Regions from separate parts of the Homo sapiens genome. Here region 2 is linked to region 1. Evidence: chromatin loops called from intact Hi-C (ENCODE). Cell type or tissue: thyroid gland. All regions are shown on one strand. Each heading gives the region's core, and the rest is flanking DNA. Links, peaks and the distances in the headings are about the cores only.

Region 1 (2,922 bases), core at 108-2,607:
TCTTGCCAGCAGTGTATGAGACTTCCTGTTGTTCTAAATTTTTGTCATACTTAACCAATGTTAGATTTTTTACATTTGCCCTTCTGGTGAGCATATAATAGCATCTCACTGGAGTTTTAATTTGCCTTTTACCTATTCATGTGGGAGAAAAAGACAAATGACTTCCAACCTTACATAATACATAATCAATTACAGGTGGAGTATAAATCTAAATAAGCAAGATAAAACATGTTTCAGCCCAGACACAGTGGTTCATACCTGTAATCTCAACACTTTGGGGAGGCTGAGGTGAGTCTGAGACCAGCCTGGGCAACATAGTGAGACCCTGCCTCTAAAAAAAATTTTTTAAATTAATCGAGTGTGGTGGCATGCACCTGTGGTCCCAGCTACTTGAAAGGCTGAGGTGGGACAACCACTTGAGCCTGGGAAGTCCTGGTGGCAGTGAGCCATGATTGTGCCACTATACTCCAACCTGGGTAACAGAGTGAGACCCTGTCTCTAAAAAAAAAAAAAAAAAAATCTAACCAGGTGGTGGCAGCAGCTCACACCTGTAGTCCCAGCTACTTGGGAAGCTGAGGCAAGAGGATCACTTGAGGCCAGAAATAGAAATCCAGCCTAGACAACATGGCAAGACCTCCTCTCTAAAACAAATAAGTAAAGAAAAAAATCAAACAACAAAAAAAGCCATAGAAGAATATCTATATGACCCCAGGATAGGAAAGGATTTCTTAATATGAAAAAATGTACAAATCATAAAGGAAATATTGATAAATTCAATTATATTAAAATCACAACCTACAAAGGACTAGTATTCAGAGTACATAAACAGCTCCAGCAAATTAGTAAGACAAACACATAGAACTCAATGGAAAAATAGGTAAAAGATTTGAATAGGCACTTCATAAATTAGGAAATGTAAATATGAAAAGGTACTCAACCTCATTGGTAATTAGAAAAGTGCAAATTAAAACTCCAATGAGTTATTATTATATACTCACCAGATGGGAAAATATGTAAAAATCTAACATTGCCAAGCTTGACAAGAATGTGGAACAACGGGAAGTCTCATACACCGCTGGTGAGAGTGTAATCAGCAGTAAATTCTCATGGATTTTCTACCATTACAATTATAGAATCTGCAAATAACGCCTGGGGTGTTTCTTCCTTTTCAATCTTTGTGCTTACTTTATTTTCCCATTTATTTCTATGTTGATTAGACCTTTCATTATAATATTGACTAGGGGTGGTAATAACAGACATCCTTATCTTTTTCTGTATTTCAAAGGGAAAGATTTCCATACTTCACCATAAAGTATGATGTTTGCTGTAGGTTTCTCATAATTAGCCCTTTTAAGATTAAAGGAGTTCTCTTTATTCCTAGGTTGCTAAAACTTTGAGGTTTTTTTTTTTGGTTTTTTTTTTTTTTTTTTTGAGATGGAGTCTTGTTATGTCCTTCTGGCTGGAATGCAGTGATTATTCACAGGCACAATCATAGTGCACTACAGCCTTGAACCCCTGGCCTCAAGCAATCCTCTCGCCTCCACCTCCTAAGTAGCTGAGACTACAGGCAAGTGCTTAGCTACTTTTAAATGCCCAGTTTTAAGGCTTTTTATAAGACATAAAGTCGGATTTTATCAGATGGTTTCACTTTATTGAAATGATCATATGAATTTTATGTTTAATGTGGTGAATTACATTTATTTTATTTTATTTTGAGACAGAATCTCGCTCTATTGCCCAGGTTGGAGTGCAGTGGCATGATCTCAGCTCACTGCAACCTCCCCTTCCTGGGTTCAAGCAATTATCCTGCCTCAGCCTCCCAAGTACCTGGGATTACAGGTGCACACCAACACCCAGTTAATTTTGTATTTTTAGTAGAGACAGGGTTTCACTATGTTGGCCAGGCTGGTCTCAAACTCCTGACCTCAAGTGATCCACCCATCTCGGCCTCCCAAAGTGCTGGGATTACAGGTGTGAACCACCACGCCCTGCCAATTACATTTATTTTCTAATATTAAACTAACTTTGCATTCCTGAGATAAACTCAACTTGGTTGTCATATCTTATACTTTCCTATTGCTAAATTTAGATTGCAAATATGTTTATATACTATTTATGACTTTTGCATGTATATTTATGAATAAGACTGACTTGCAATTGCCCGTCCTCATTTTGTCCTGGTCAGCTTTGGTGTGGAGGTCATGCTAGCATCATAAAATGGGGTGGGGTGTGCTGTTGCCTCTTTTTTAATTCTTTGGAAAAGCTTGTGAACTTGGAATTATTTCTTCTGATATGTTTGTTGTTCTTTCACAAAATTCATACCTGTATTTATTTTAAAGATTCAAGAAATCCTATCAGAGGCTGGTGCAGTGGCTCGCGACTGTAATCCCAGAATTTTGGGAGGCTGGGGTGGGAGGGTTGCTTGAGCCCAGGAGTTTGAAACCAGCCTGGGCAACATGGCAAGACCCCATCTCTACTAAAAATCAAAAATTAGCTGGGCGTGGTGGCGTGTGCCTGTAGTCCCAGCTACTTGGGAGGCTGCAGTGGGAGGATCACCTAGGCCTGGGAGCAGTGAGCTATAATTTTGCCACTGCACTCCAGTCTGGGAGACAGTGGGACCCTGTCTCAAAATAAATAAGTAAACTCTACCAGGCTTATTATAAAATTAGAAGTTCACCTCTCCTTACCTCTAGCATTTCCTGACAGCATTTCCATTTCCAGAGGCCCTAACTTTCAGCTCTTTCATCTGATTATTTTGGTGTTTATATCCATATCTCCAAGTAACATGCTTTCTTCTATTTTTCACTTTCCAGCATCAGGCATCATCTGTTTCCTAACAAGGAAAATGAGGACTTAGCTGTCTTTTGCCCCTCCTCAAATCCAAACACATATGTGTACACTTTCTGTATCCCATCACCCCCA
Region 2 (2,922 bases), core at 246-2,745, 110 kb before region 1:
TCTTGATGTTCATAAGGAATACAGGGAGATTAAAATCCCAAAGCCATTTTAGGCCTTAGGGTTTAACCTACGGCCCAAGGAGTCACTGGAAAGAAGATGGAAACAGTGGCAGCTGAGAGAAACTGGCTTTCCCTTCTTTTGCTTCCTAGAATCATTTTACAGAACCACAAAATGATGGAAGAAGAAGGGAGGCTAGAGACCATTTAGCTGAAGCATACTTAACTTAGGGAATCCTGGGCCTTTAAGCAATCTATGGGTGGGTCTCGAAGGTCTGTGAAACTCTGGAACTTATAAAGAAAACTGTGTCTATCTGTGTCAACACGTAGTGTGATGTAATGATGAACATAGGCTTTGGAGCCAACAACCTGGGTACTAATCGTGGCTCCATTCTTTACTAGTTCTATTGTCTTGACCAGTCACTTACTTCCTTGTCCTCCTATTTTCAAATGTGGGACATGCTTTTTAGGGCTGTTGTGAGAAGGAAATGAGTTGCTGTATGGAAAGGATTTAGAATAGTTGCATAGCAACGTCTAAACAATGTTGCCATCCTCATCATCATCTCGTTGTCATCTTTATTATCACCATCATCTCATCAGATTCTCAAAGGGGCCCATGAACTCCAGAAAGATTTATGAACCAACCATGTAGGCCAAATCTCCATTCAATATGAGAACTTGGATGTGTTGTGATGAGACCCCCAAGGGTTCCTGAGAATGGCTGAGCTAGAGCCAGAATTAGCCTTCTGCTGCCAGGCCTTGCCTCCCACCATGGCATCTGGTGGGACACAGGGTGAGGATTTCCACCAGGTTCACGAAGCTCTGATTCACAGTGTCCTTACCTAGAATTTCCACTCACTTGAATTTCACCTAGCTTCTTCAATGAAGAAAATCCTAGCACAACTTCCCTTAGACACTGAATTTCCTGTTACATAAAGTTTAGAAAGATTCCAATTTGATTCCTCAAAAACAGCTCATATCAGAAGTATAAATAGATGACTGTGGTTTGCTCTGCAAATCTTAAAATTCACAGACAATTTCTCCATGAAAGTTATTACCAAATGTTTCTGTTTGGTTTCATAAATAACTACGGCATTGTATTTGAAGGGTTAATTCCCCAGAGTGAGACTTTGAGGCAAAAAGATATCTGGAAGCTGTTAGTTCAAAAGTCACACTTGGGGCCTTGAACAAATAGATGTCTACTGTGAAATACATGGCAGGAAGAGGGGCTGAGTTGGCAAACCCAGCTCTGGGCATCAGATATGTCATTTCTCCTCTTTGGGCCTCTGTTTTCTCATTTACAAGATAAGGAGACTGAAGGACATGATCCCTTAGGACCCAGCTCTAACATTCAGAACTTAAACAAGCACCCCAGCAGTACTTTGATTTTGGTTGCGTTTCAATTACCTGGCTTTACCACTAGGAGGCACAAGAAGACAGGGTGACTTAGGGTGTTAGCCCAGTGTGGGGAATAAAGGCCTTTTTGCTTGTGGAAAGCATTCAATATGCTTTTCTTTCGGAACTTCCCTGTCCACTGCTTTATTAACCAATATTTAAAATGAGTTTGGAACGAATCACTTCCCCCTTTGATTTCCATATGCTAAAAGATCTGAGCTGTTTCCCCGAATCAGTTATGAAAGGTCCGCTGGTTCAAGTCAAATCTACTGGTTTTGCCTAACAGAGGCTTGGCCACAGTGTTCATCAGGCATTCAGTAAAAGAGCAAGTAAAAGGGCTGTTTCTAAAAATATGTTTATGAATTAGAGATATTGTTCTGAATGGTAAAATCAATGCTCCACTCCCAGATCCCATTCTCCGTAGGAGCCAGAAGTCACCCTTCTCCAGGGTGGGGGTCATTCTTGGGTTGATGAGAAGCAGAGGCTCAGGCTTGCTTCTTTCTCCGCTCCCCATCCCTTGCCTGAGGCTGCCTGGGACGTGCTTCTGGGAGTGGGGCCTCAGCCTCCCTAGGCTACTTGAGAACTGGCACCAAATCAGAAAGTGGAGCTTTTCCTGGTGGTGATTCAGGCACTCCTCCCAGTGAGGACTTTTTACGAAGTTTGAATAATTCAAAATCACTTCTTAGACAAACACTAGAAACAATTCCACAGGATTTACAGTCTTAGAATTTCAGGGAGGAGCGCCTGGATGAAAATTCTGAGATAGGCGTAAGATCACTGTACCTCGTGTCTTCTATAACTTCATCTATCAGCTTCAGCCACAATTCAGCCAGCTGGTTTGCAGGAATTTTACCTTGTATCCCTGATTTTAGAGCTTCTATATTTGTTTGCTGAAGAATTTGAAAAGAGAGGAAATAATTGATAATTGTTCATTATGCCATTATACCTTTTCATATAGTTTAACCTGTGAAATCATGTAAATATTTTTGTATATTCAAAAAACAAATAAAATGAAACCAGCAAAGATAGGAGAGGGAACCCTAAAGTGGAATATAACCAGAAATAAAACAGATCTAATTACATTTCAGATGAATAACATAATTACACTAAACTAACCCAAGTAACTTTTGGAACACAGTATTTTGACTATGTACACTTTGTTAAAAGGCAGAAAAAAAAAACCCATAAACATATTGAACTCTAATTAGTAGGCTTATTTTTCACAGTGGTTTATCTACAGATTTTAGGATTGAACCAAGGAGTAAATATATTGAGGATAACAAAGGCCAGATTTCTCACTGTTGGAGAAGAAAGTTAGAGACATAGAAATACAGAGGACTAGGATAAACCTTGTGGTATTGGACTGGAATTGGAAGTATCTTTATGAAGTCATAGCTTTTAATATATTGATAGATATAGAAATAAATAGACATACATGTGTCTGTGCAAATTCGTTTGCTGAGAAGGCCTAGAAGCAATGATATTTCAGTAGTAGTGAGCACTGTATACCCAGATTTTGTTTCTAAAATGC

What was found. A loop is a pair of places that touch in the nucleus more often than their neighbours do. Peaks named below come from ENCODE experiments on the same cell type or tissue, not always from the same donor. Only the 100,000 strongest peaks of a DNase experiment are listed, where the experiment ranks them.
Region 2: a loop joins it to region 1, with 7 times the contacts of the local background. A loop is called at or near these places in 110 of 110 quality-filtered maps.

The regions. Positions count from the first base shown.
Region 1 is chr10:93,485,354-93,488,275 of GRCh38, forward strand. No RefSeq gene overlaps it. Among named protein-coding and RNA genes, the nearest start is that of MYOF, 4.5 kb to the left of the region's middle. In thyroid gland, for the core only: no CTCF peak of the experiment used is centred there; no DNase peak of the experiment used is centred there.
Region 2 is chr10:93,375,149-93,378,070 of GRCh38, forward strand. It overlaps MYOF (myoferlin), which reads right to left. Exons shown (of 54, transcript NM_013451.4): 22 at 2,175-2,281. Among named protein-coding and RNA genes, the nearest start is that of MYOF, 110 kb to the right of the region's middle. In thyroid gland, for the core only: a CTCF peak has its summit at 1,409 (motif pointing right); a DNase peak (open chromatin) is centred at 1,943; H3K27ac peaks cover 1,659 bases.